Regions from separate parts of the Homo sapiens genome. Here region 2 is linked to region 1. The links are chromatin contacts, found by Hi-C or POLR2A ChIA-PET in ENCODE. All regions are on one chromosome and are shown on one strand. The core of a region is the stretch at or near the end of the contact, and the rest is flanking DNA. Distances in the headings are between cores, read along the strand shown. Region 1 overlaps NCAM1 (neural cell adhesion molecule 1). Region 2 overlaps NCAM1 (neural cell adhesion molecule 1).

What was found. Hi-C counts contacts between places; a loop is a spot of excess contacts on that map. ChIA-PET counts read pairs that join two places held with the same protein, here RNA polymerase II (POLR2A). Pooled maps may share reads with other maps.
Region 2: a map of PC-9 shows a loop between it and region 1 (8-fold over the local background). The contact joins two enhancer-like sites. A Hi-C loop is called at or near these places in 3 of 168 maps with a recorded cell type or tissue (PC-9, aorta and pancreas) and 1 of 50 pooled maps. POLR2A ChIA-PET finds 5 or more read pairs at or near these places in 1 of 52 experiments (PC-9).

The regions. Positions count from the first base shown.
Region 1 is chr11:113,112,513-113,118,934 of GRCh38, forward strand. The region is part of intron 1 of NCAM1 (neural cell adhesion molecule 1); the gene reads left to right. Among named protein-coding and RNA genes, the nearest start is that of NCAM1-AS2, 150 kb to the left of the region's middle. Within about 2 kb of position 2,124, at least 5 of the 41 ENCODE cell types and tissues checked have a DNase peak (open chromatin) inside an H3K27ac peak, as active enhancers do.
Region 2 is chr11:113,200,422-113,206,775 of GRCh38, forward strand. NCAM1 (neural cell adhesion molecule 1) reads left to right here. Exons shown (of 20, transcript NM_181351.5): 2 at 1,958-2,032; 3 at 3,865-4,083; 4 at 5,102-5,245; 5 at 5,622-5,759. Among named protein-coding and RNA genes, the nearest start is that of NCAM1-AS1, 70 kb to the right of the region's middle. Within about 2 kb of position 2,095, at least 3 of the 41 ENCODE cell types and tissues checked have a DNase peak (open chromatin) inside an H3K27ac peak, as active enhancers do.

The DNA of each region.
Region 1 (6,422 bases), core at 874-3,373:
ATGAAGTCACCGTGCCACCGTGTTTCCCATTCCCATTGCATGCTTGAAGAATTGTGATACTTAAGGTTTCCTATAATGAAAAATAAGAAAAAACTGGACAGGGCTCATTGTTCACCATTATGTAGAGAAAGATCTCTCCACAGCAAACATTATGAGAGTGTCTTCATTGGTCTTGCTGAACGTGGCCAGCCTTCTCTGTTCCCCACCCTGTTAACACATTCTCTGCCTCTTCTATGTGGATTTTTTTTAAGTACATATTAGTTTCATGAAGGTCTTTCTGCCTGGAGAAGTGGAATCCCCCAACTTTTGGAAAGCCTTTTAAAGTCTCCATGAGTCCAGCCAGGTGTGGTGTCTCACACCCGTAATCCCAGCACTTTGGGAGGCCGAGACAAGTGGATCATTTGAGGTCAGGAGTTCCAGACCAGCCTGGCCAACATGGTGAAACCCCGTCTCTACTAAAAATACAAAAATTAGACAGGCATGGGGGTGTGCACCTGTAATCCCAGCTACTCAGGAGACTGAGGCAGGAGAATTGCTTGAACCCAGGAGACAGAGGTTGCAGTGAGCCGATATCGCACCACACTGCATTCCAGCCTGGGGGACAGACCAAGACTCCGTCTCAAAAAAATTAAATAAAATAAAGTCTGCATGAGTCCAATTAGCTACCGTGTTTCATATCTTTTCTGTATCTAAAATTGTTATCCTCTGACCTAGTAGAAAGGGTCTAAACCTCTGCTTTCTTTTTAGATAAACCCATAGATTATTTTGGGGGGTGGTTGTGAGGTTTTTTTGCAAATTAGATGATCAGTAAGTCCCTAGCGCCATAGACTGGGCCAGATGCACTGGGCAATGTAAAGAAATAAGCAATGTCCTGCCCTATAGGAACTTGCCATTGTTCATTTGAATTTGTTGACTTTGTTTCTCTCTGGAATTATATATAATTTCCTGTTTGCTATGATCCTTACCTTAAAATAAACCTGCAGTATTATCCCATTCACTCCTTGGAATGTTCTGATTTATGACTATTCAGCAGTTCTGTCCCATCAATAGGCTCTCAGGAATGTCCTAAATTGGCAATCTGTGGACTGGTGGGTTCCATCTAGAGCCTGATAGGGTGGAACCACTAGACAAATGGAGAGTGTCTTTTGTTGTCGTTGCTTGTTTCAGCATCCCTGGAAGGATAATTTACTTTCCAAAGCTTCATTAGCTAAATGAAACTCAAGTCTTGCCTCTTTAGTTTAAGACAGGTTCTTTTAAAAAAAAAAAAATCTTGATGTGTCTTAGATAGATATTCTCTTGGATTATCTTCCCTTTTACATGATACAGGGCTTTAAAATCAACCTTGTGTTTGACACGATCAATGGATGGAGATCCAGGAAGAGGACTGGTGCTTTAGGATTTCACTTCACATTGCTGTCCTCTGCAGAGCCTTCTCTTCCAGTTGACATGCTGAGGGACTTGGAAAGGGCTAACAATCTGCTTTTAAACTAGCGATGTATTCTGATGCCCAGTGCTTCAAGCTGTTTCCCTTTTTAGGCTTAAGTTTGCCTGGAGAGGAAAGTGGAGACCTTGAATATTAAACTCTTTTTGCCTTGTGTGATTTGATGGTGGTTTTGTGGAGAATTATTTGTCCTTAGGTGGACTCTCAGCCCAGTTTGGAATGAAGTCATCATAGCCACTTGTGCCAGGCCCCAAACAACCCATATAGCTGATCTTTTCCCCGGAGTCAGAGACACAAATAGAACTGTTTCAGAGCATTGCAGAGGGGAACTCTAGAGAGGTTTGGCCGTGGCCACTCTCCTTTCTGCTTTTAAGATGAGGTGCATTGTGCTTGGACTGACTCCACATTGGTAACCAGGAGACAAGCAGCTCTAGAAGATGTTGCTCCTAGGGCATGGGGCTTCTCTGCCTAAGAAGCCTTAGGACATTTAAGCAGCAGGAAAAGAAAGGTCTGTTTTGGCTTTATCTAGCCATGTCACTGAGTATAATGACCCCACGATTTCTTCTTCTTCACATTCATTTTGATGCCAATTCTTTTTTGCTGTGCTTGGGGATTTTTGTTTTTCCTCTTCAGGCACTTCCCAGGGTTCTGCACAAGTGTCCTCTGCAGTGGGGTGGCATCCCTGCTCCCTCTGGTGGAAGGCCTGAGCCACAGTGCTCTGAGAGCACCTCACTCACTGCAGTGAAGCAAAAAATCCTGCCTAGCCTGTGTGGCGCAGCTTTCTATTTTGCAGTCATAACCTTTTACTCAGCTAGTCAACAACAGGTATTCTGTGACTGCCCAAGGCTGGAGAATCAACAGTTCCTATCTCATGGAGCTTGTATTGTAGACATGCATCAAAATTTTGTATCTGAAGTGCAAATACCAGAAATATATAAATTAAGACGAGCTCTCCTCTCCCCCACTGAAAATAAAGGAAGTCTTACTCAATTCTTGGGGGGAATTGCACCCAACTCACCAATGTTTTGTAGTAGGAAATTCAAAAATTCAGAAAAGACCGTTATAAATCTTAGGTTATTTTTCAAGAGACATAACTAATAAATAGTACCTGGGGAGGCCCCTGGACAGTCAGCACCCCCCAGCTGGTAGCATCCTGGGAGCAAGGTGGCTGTGCCTTTTGAGTTCCTGAGTTGCTGTTACTTTAGCACTTTACACATTGCCCCACCAACCAGCTGAAGTGCAGAAGGAGTGCAAAAAAAGTTACTTTAACCCAGATGTCCATCATAAAACGTACAAAACAGCTTGGAAATAGGTACTGTGTCAAGGAAGCTTTATTATGATAATATTACTAATGGAAAGACAAAAGTTGAACCAAGATATATTGCCTCCACATTCCTGGTAAAGGTTCAAAACATAAGCACAGAGTTACTAATGTGTGAGCTGTCTTTTCCCCAATTCTGTGCTAAGGAAGTGAAATTGCCATCAGTTTTAGTTTTTATAATTTCTGAGCATCCACATGAAATAGCAAGAAAGAAAATACCCTACCCTCCACCTCACTGGCAAGGGTGCCAGCAGTGTCTTTTAGATTCTGTAAGGGACACGGTGACCAGAAAGTCAGGACAAATGGATTCTACCATTAGCCAACCAACAAAATGAATTTTCAGATTGTTCTAGACATGAGAACAAAAGATCAGAGAAGCCACAACAATGAGATACCTGTTACACATGTATTCTTGGATCTCCTTCTTCCACTCTGTGGATGCTCTGAAGGAGGCTTTATTTACATGCACTAGTCGAGAAACAGTTTTTGTTGAAAACAGATAACAGTTACGAGAATCTGGCCAAGCTTAGACTCACAGATTCTGCCCAGCTAAATGGTGGGATGTCTCTTTCTTAGTTTTTAATTGTGGGAAAATACACATGACATAAAACTTGCCATCTTAACCATTTTTAACTGTAGAGTTTAGAATATGGATCTCCTTTAAGGAGGAATTAGGCTACTAACAGAATAAAAAGTTTAATTCTTTCTCTCATAAGTTTAAACTGACTTCTCTAATTCCCAAATAGACACAGGTTTACGGCAAATACAAAAATCTAGGCTTAAGGTGACAAAGCAGAAATAGATTATGCAAAAATTCATGGGAATAATAAAGGTATTCTTGTATGTAGTTGATATCTGATCACCTCCTTCGCCTAAGTGGTGAGCTTTTGACAGTAAGGGCTGTCTCATACTAATTCATATATTTGTAGCACTTAGCACAATGCGTTACTCAAAAGTACTCTAAAACTATTTGTTGCTTGAGTACTATCTATTTTTCAGTAAATAATCTTTTGTCCATTCAGGCAACTGCCCTGAAATTTTGCTGTGTTATGCCTTCATTATAGAAGGGAAAGAGAAGGGTGGTGGACTGGTAGTGCCAGGGCTCTGAGGCTGCAGTGCTTTCTCCAAGGGACCATCACAACACTGCAAAGCCGCTAGAGAAATGACAGCCCAACAGACCTGGTGGACTTTAAACAAGAGCTAAGCTAGTTCAGCTGGCACATATTTTCAAGTGACTCCAAAATAAAATGCGTATTTGCATCAAACAACTGGAATCATTTTAGCTTTGGAGTTATTTAAATTTATCGACAGGGAGAAGAGCTTCTGGCTTTTTCTATGGGTTTGTCCTGTCAAACATTAGTCTGCTCATTTCAAAGAGCAAGACTGATCAATAAGGTGCCCAAAAAGCTGCCTCCAGACAAGGCTGGCAAAGAGAGTGGTACCTCTTGTGGTTTCTGCGTGGAACCCATTGGCATTGCACATTGACATTCTTCAAGAGGCTCTTTCTATGTCCTTTCTGGCCTTTTGAAAAGGTGCCACTGTGTTTTGGGAAAGGGTCCAAAGAGTAGAATAAGATCTAGTATTATGACTGTAACCTTTTTAACAAGGTGAGATTTCATAGAAAAATGTTTATTAAAATATGCCTCTTTATGAATATCGAAGATTAAATGTTCTGTAGTTGGTGAGCTCAAGTGGGCACTCCCAGTCAAATGAATTCTATATTTTCCACCTCAAATCCTTTTGAATAAGACTGGAGTAGACATAAATTACATGTTTCTCTTTGCAAATTGGCCTTCAATATTTCATGTGCCAAGAATATGTTACAAAATTGGGGCAGCATTAATATCTTTTTCCTAATGCTCTCTAAACAGACTTTTTTTGGTATTTCATCTCATCTGCATAAGCCATTTAGTGGCCAGCAAAAACTGTTATGAGGGAGCAAACTAATACATCAGAAGCAAAACCCAAGATATATTTAGTGCTCAGATCTAAGTTATTCACAATTTAGTGTCCTTTCCACTGCAGGGGTCTTCAGACAGTGTTCTAGGAAACATGGTTTAATAATGTCATGTCCTGCCTTCAGGTAAGTTACACTGTTGTTAGTGAACAACGCCTTCCCCTCTTCTCAGCATTCAGCCTGGGGTACACAGAACCTGAATCTTCAAACTCCTACCTTCCCGTCCCCCACTAATCCCCGCAGCTCAGACCAACTATTTGTGTTGTGAAAGGTCTTATTGGCGTTTTTGCTTTAAACCTAACCAAAATGACTACAAAAATTTTGGTGACCATCCAGAAATGTCTTTGGATTGTAGACTTCAGGGATAATGAAAATTATTGATTTACTCAGCAACTTTGTACAGCTGTGTTGAGGGAAAACGAAATTGTGTATGAGAATTTAAATTGGCAAAACAACCTAAATCCTTATAAATTTCATACCACTTATAAATCTGTGAGACTTCTTAGCCTTCTTAGCCTTTTAGTTTAAAGCCAGAACAGAATATGAAGACACTGACCTATGAAAGTCAAGTAAACATGCATCTTTTTATCATCACAGCAAACTGCTTGACATTGTCTGAAATTTTGAGGGGAGGAGGAAAAAGGAAGACAGATTTTTAAATACACAAATTATTACAAACTGGCATCTCAGGCAGTCATTTGGTCTCCATTTGTAAGACCATCCTGGGCCATTTAGACCTGAGAGTGAAGTGATTAATAGCACGGATTGAAAGAAGTTATTTTAAAAAGTGCATTATCACCTTTTATTTTCATGAGGTTTAGGGATCAGGAGGTTACCATGATACTTAGTTTTATTATTTAAATAACCCACTATAAATAAGGATTTGTCATATTTTTCCACTTGAATCATTTTTTTTCTCTGAGGTTTCTTTTTTTAATCATAGTATCTAGGTACTTAGAATCTAAAAATAAGATGTTAAATCTTTTTACTCTTTTGTGCTCTCAGAGGACATTCATAAGCATTTGTTCTTCAGCTGTGTCTGTCTTGGAGAGGAGTCCTGCTTCTGTTCAGCTGTTCTTTTAGCCTGACAGGGAGATAAGCCCAAATGAGATGCATGTAATTGACAATGATACCTACTAATGATATCTCAGAAAAGGGCCCTGCCTTTATTGGGGAAGATTTTCTTGGACTTAAGAAGTTTTAGCTGGGCCAGTTTCTGTGGCCTAAAAGCACCTGCCTCATTCACAGCCCTCGGTGCTTTTGAGAATGAAAAGGGGAGCCTGGACCATTGCAGGGCCTTCTTCATCTCTGATTATTTTGTGTATTTATTGTTCACTTATTTATTGTCTGTCTCCCCTTCTGGTATGCTTGTGTCATGAAACAATGAATTCCCCAGTGCCTGGCCCGATTCGTGGCCTCTAGAGGTGTCCAGAAAAAAAGTTTCGGTGAATAGAATTGACGAATGGGTTCAGAATTGAAACCTGTGAGTCTATGGAAGACAAACGAATCTATACAGAAAAAAATTCAGAAGCTGGACTACTGAATTTTAGTATTCATTTGAGGCATAGAGAATGAAAATGAGCCATTAAAAGACAGAAACACAAGGAAAGAAAAGACCTTTATATTCAAAACAAGTCAAGGATAGTGTTTCAAATACCAAAATCAAATGATTACAGGGCACAGACAAACAAAAATCAATTGTG
Region 2 (6,354 bases), core at 845-3,344, 88 kb after region 1:
TGTTAAGGGATAGTGAATCCAAGGGTTGTTACTTGGGGTTCCCAGATGGTGTGTTCTAGTGAATGGAAACGTTTTGCCCTCTGTGCAGGGGCAGCATTGCATCATGGAAAGATCACCTACCCGGAGCCAGGAGGCCTGGGCTCTGGGGCCACGCTAGCCCTAACTAGAAGTGACCATAGGAAAGTCACTCCACCTTTTCCTCATCTGGAAAATGAGGAGGCAGGATGTGGTGATGTCTGAGACCCCTTTGGGCTCTCACAGTGTAGAATCAAGTGGCACCTGAACTCCATCCTGAGGAGAATGACAGGAGAAAGCACCCACAGATAATCACACTTGCACTGCGGGCAGTGACCCCGCGGCATAGTATTCCAGCACAGCTCTGTGTGCTGCGACCACATTCAGGAGAGGCAGGGGAAGACTTTTTATTGCTCTCAGGCAAGAATTCAGTCCTGAGCCTCAGGGAGCCGGCAGTGGTGGTCTGAGCAGGGGAGAAACTAGCTGCCCTAGATTACTCTATTTCTTCCAAACCAGTTTTTGGAAGTCTGGGTTTTCCCCTCTGATTTTCACAGATGACAGCGTCAGCATCTTCCCCCTGCCTCTGCCCAGGGCCCCATTTCTCCCCTTATGCCCTCCTCCTTCCCTTTTCCATCCCTGTCTCCACCACATCACCTCTTTCTCTCTGAAGCCTCTGCTGGCTTTCTCCGTGACCTGCCTTGTCTGTTGCTGGCATGGTTAGGAAGGCCGCACCCCCTTCCCAGCCCCAAGCAGGCCCTCTAATCCCTGCAGTCGGCTGAGGACAACTGTAGTCTCTCCATCAAATAAGCATAGACCAAGACCTGCAGCAGCTCTGCCTGCGAGCCGGTCACCATGGCAACGAGCATCACCTCCATTCTACTGTGAAAAGAAAATGGCTGTTGGAAGGAAGGGCTCACTGAATCTCCATTCCCCAGGCTGTTTTGTTCAAGCCTGTCCCTCCTGTTGGCCAGAAGAAGCCCCATGCACTGAACCAAATACCTGTTTGCCTTTAGATTTGGGGTTTACTTAAGAGAAGGAAAGGCAGAAAGAAGTTGAATTCAAAGGAATAAAGCATTTTTCCACCTCGAAACTCTATTTTCATGAGGAATGGTTGTCTGCTCCCAGCAGATAAACGAGGAGCAGATGAACACAGGGATCTGTGAGATCTGGCGCAGTGTATTTTGTCTTATCGGTGCAGTGGAATGACAGAGCATATGGATGTTCAAATAAATATTCAGGGAAAGTAGCCAAGGGACCCAGGGAATTCCACAGGGCACGGGCTACAGAATTTCCAAAGGGTGTCTGACTAATTGGGGTGGTGATATGTGATGTTGGCTCCTGTTATGGAAAAAGGTGTGTTGGTCCTGTAGTCGTGAGGGAAGGTGAGGGTTTACCCTTACCATCCCCACTTCAAAATCAGTGTGAGCCCTCCTAGTGATTGTGTCCGGACAGCCTGGGGAACTGGCAGGAGACCCCTGAGCTTGATTCTGGAGTGCAGCCTTACTGCACTTGACACAGCTGTGGAGACACTTCAGATGACATCCAGAAGGAACTGGTTGGGTCACCATTTCTGTGAATCCCAGGATGTTGCTGTTTTGGAGCAGGATCATAAGTCTTCTCAAGGGGTTGGAAACATTTAGTGCAGAGATCACCCAGAATCTCCCAGGGCACCTTGCACTCTCTGAGGGGAAATAGCTATTCCATAGGAGAATGGTCTGGGCCGTGTCTCTCTCTGGCTGCACATGGCCCTGGCTGTTGGTGGCACAAGTTCTCAAACTCCACACAACCTCCTCCCTTCACTCTTTCTTAAAGTCAGTTGGGAAGCCTATTTTTGAATGGAAGATCTGGGTTTCATTCTTGAACATTGGAATGTACGTTTGAACTGAACTTTGTGGGTTTTTTTTTGTTTTTTGTTTTGTTTTGTTTTGTTTTGTTTTTTCAGTTTCTCTGCAGGTGGATATTGTTCCCAGCCAGGGGGAGATCAGCGTTGGAGAGTCCAAATTCTTCTTATGCCAAGGCAAGTGCCTAGTGCTCAGCTGCATTTTAGAACTTGCTTCAGAAACTCACTGGGTAGAGCAGGAGCCCTCAGGCCATGTGAGCTGGCTGGTCAAGCCACACCTAGAATTCTTGGCATTGCTCTATTACAGGGTCAATAGTATGGCCATTTAAGAGCCAGGGCCTCTTCCTTCCTTTTGCAAAAATCTGCCTCAACATAGCAAATCTGTCATCTAGACTTCACCTTGACTACAGAGGAAGTCTAGGAGTTTTCTTAGAAAAATCAGCACAACTTCCAGAATAGTGAATCATCCCCCATCTCCTATTCTGTATACATTCAGAGTTCTGTAAATGACAATGGAGAACAGCACTGGCTCAGAAACAATACTTCGGTGGATCTGTTTAAGGCTTATTTCTTAGAATTCCCCAGAGCTTGAAAATCTAAGTCTAAAACTTGCCTGTAGGTAAATAGAATACTGGTATGGCTTTTGTTGTGAGGACATATATCCTGGGTTTACCAGGTCTATTGTGAATATCGATATTCTGTGCCATGGTCCCCACCAGAGCTCTGAGATATGCCAGACCTGGTGACCTTGTTTTACATTTAGAAAACATGCCCCATTTCCACAGCCCAGATAATTGCCAGAAAATGTCCTGTGGAGGAAAAGGTTTCAAATTAAGCCTCAGATTCTCTGTATATGACATGACTGGGATTCAGAACATGGAAGAACCAGGAAAGAGCTGAGCTAGGTGTAAATGGTGACATTTAGCAAGCAGCTTTTGGCAGGGAGGGGCCTTTAAATGCTGTCATGATTTGCGTGGACGAGGTGGCTTGTGGCCGTCGGATGTGTTCACTCCAGCTTTGCCTTCATTACAGCAATTTCAATGATCTGGAGACGCAGCCGTGGAGCCCACAGCACATCTTGCAAATAGCGATATTTATTGAAAACATGATGGGCCCTGAAAGGAAGACTGCTTCATTTCCATACTAAGCATCTGTGCAGGGCTGGGTGGTGCAGGCTGAGAAGGGCGCCACGCGAAGAGGCAGGGGCCCATGCAAACAGGCAGGGCGCCGCCACATCCGCCGGATCTGAGCGCCCTTCCAGCTCAGTGTCCTGGGCAGTTTCAGTGTCAGAGCCCTGTTCCAGCTCAGTGCCGGGGGCAGCTCAGCCACCACAGTCTGTTCCTCCTCATTGCTGCCTGGGGAAAGGAAGAATGGGTGGTTCTGGCTACCTTCTTTGCAGCATGCAAGGAAATGAATTTGTCTGAGCAGGGAGTGACGAAATGACAGTCATGCCAGTTTGTGCAGGCAGATGCTAGAATAAATGTGGCTGGAAAAAATGAAATAAAAAGTGGTTGGAATCTGCACTCCTATACTAGCCAGTATTTCTCGCCTTCATCTCAGGAGACCCATTATCCAAGGCTTCAAAAACAAGCTGATCAGTAGACTCAGACCAGTTAGGCTCTGGCGCCCGAATCCTAAATACACTAATTCCCTTGGTTACCCGTTGTGTGAGGCATGTGTGTTCCTAGCTTAGTGCCCAGCACACAGTATGTTCTCAACAAGTATCTCTTCTCTTCCATCATTAGGGATAGGACCATGATAACAACTAGTACAAGTGGTTGTTGAGTTCTTTCCAAATATTGTAAGAGGTGTTAAGTATATAATAGTTAAATGCAGAGGCCAAAGAAGGGCTGCATGTCATTCCAGCAGCCATACTCACCCCTCCCTGATGTTCAAGCCTTGACTGATCTGTTGTTCAGTAACTCTTACTGATCAGCCACTGTCAGTCTGGAGGGGACTTATTAGTCTTTTCGACTTCAGTAGCTTAAAAATAATCTCTTCCTCTTTAGTGGCAGGAGATGCCAAAGATAAAGACATCTCCTGGTTCTCCCCCAATGGAGAAAAGCTCACCCCAAACCAGCAGCGGATCTCAGTGGTGTGGAATGATGATTCCTCCTCCACCCTCACCATCTATAACGCCAACATCGACGACGCCGGCATTTACAAGTGTGTGGTTACAGGCGAGGATGGCAGTGAGTCAGAGGCCACCGTCAACGTGAAGATCTTTCGTAAGAGCCTCCTTCTTCTTCTGCATTCTCTGGCCTCTCCTTGCCAAGGAGACATGTGGGTAGTGGAAAGGTGGAAATGATGACAGAAGGACCAGCTGAGGGCCTAACCAGTCCCATTCTCTCTCCCTAAGTCTTTTCTGACCTTGGCCAACCCAGAACTCACAACCCTGGTTCACACTGGTCACAGCTACTCCCCCACAGGCGTTCATTCTCAAAATTCAAATTACATAGTTCCCAGAGGGCTATTACGGGTTTCTCTATCCCTTCCCCAAATGTTGGCTGACTGTTCTGCAATTTGGGCTCCTCTCCCTTCTTATTTCCCTCTCCCCTGCTGGTAATGGAGCCCAGGGCTCAGTGGGGTGGGGGATCATTATCTGAACACTCTCTGCCACTCAGAGCAGGCAGTTCCTATTGCCTCTGAAACCCCATCTGTAGGTGGCATCTCGTTACCTTGTTATTTATATCATGCATCCATCCCAGTGGTTGGAGTAATGGTGGGTGACAGCTAATGGAACAGTATTGATTGCACGGTATTTATTGCCATTAAATGTGCTTTTTTCCTGTTCTTTTCATCAGCATTCTGTCTGCCGTAGGAAAGTTGGGGTGGGACTGGGAGTAGCAGTTCGAGTGGGAGACAAGAAAAGGACTGATGATTCTTACTATTCGTTGTGGAATGGATGTTCCACCAGTTCATTCTACCTATAACCTGTGCTTCACTGGCATCATCCTGCATGACAAGGAACCCTTGGTGAAGATATTCCTTTCATTCTGTAGACCCTTTTCTGCACAAAATGTGATAAATTTAGCACTCAATGAGCAGATATTGGTTGCCAAGCATTGGTAACCTATGCTTGGGCCAGCTGCTCTGCCTGACGTCTCTGAGGGTGCCCCTCTTATACAACTGTACATCAGGATCGAGACTTGCCCAGGACTCAAGTCCAGGTACCATGGCTCTAGTGAAAGGGGTTCTTTGTGAGAGAAGCAGCTGTTTTCCCTCACTCTTCTGTTCATCTTCCAGAGAAGCTCATGTTCAAGAATGCGCCAACCCCACAGGAGTTCCGGGAGGGGGAAGATGCCGTGATTGTGTGTGATGTGGTCAGCTCCCTCCCACCAACCATCATCTGGAAACACAAAGGCCGAGATGTCATCCTGAAAAAAGATGGTGAGACCTGAATTTCCTGGCATCTGCCTTTTCCCCAGGCCACCAAGTTCCCTAGCTTTTTCACCTGTACTGAGGCATTCCAGTCCAAACTCCAATTCATGTGTGCCCGAACCCTCATGTGGTTTCTGGGTCCTGAATAGATGCATATCTGAAGTTGGTATACTTAGGTACCTGATTTTCTCTCCAGTACGAAAGACAAATTTCTAATAGACATTTACTCTTGGCTGTATTTCAAAGCCAGGGACGCATTTTCTTATTTGGGCTTAAAACCCCACCCTATGATACTGAAGTTAGGAAAAAGGAAAGAGACTCAGCCACCTGCCTGCAGATGCTCTCTGACTGATTCTTGGATGAACCTGCCTCTTATCTCTTCTAGTCCGATTCATAGTCCTGTCCAACAACTACCTGCAGATCCGGGGCATCAAGAAAACAGATGAGGGCACTTATCGCTGTGAGGGCAGAATCCTGGCACGGGGGGAGATCAACTTCAAGGACATTCAGGTCATTGTGAATGGTGAGGAGAGTCCGTTCTTCCTGATCTCTGCATTGCTACAACCTTGGTTCTCCAAAATCATTCTCTTTAACTTCCTCTTGGGTCTGTAAATTAAATCCTGTCCTGACTCAATCATCCGTCTGAGCTAAATCCCCTCCCCACCGTAACATCTAGATTTCTTTTTTTTTTTTTTTTTAATATACTTGCCTGTTGGATCTTCCTTCAACTACGAGGGATTTTAGTGCAGCAACTGAATGTCCTTCACCGTTCTGCAGCACTAAAAACTTTCCCCCTGCTTACCTATTAATCCTCATTGTCCTTGATGTTACCATAATTGTGAAGTTATTCCGCTGCTTAAATGTTCAAAGAAAGTATTAAGTCAACTCAGGCCTCAGAATAGTCAGAATCATGGTCCATAGGCTTGTTAATCTTAACTTGCAGTGTCAAATAAACACACCCATGGAATTGATCTGACATTTACAAGATGTTTACAGGAAATTATAATGTCAGTACTAAGAAAATAAGTAAATCAGGGTTGAATTGTTTTGACTATTGACACATATTTTTTTTGCCAAACTCTCCCCATCTCATTCCTTTGGTAAAAAACAGTTTTGTA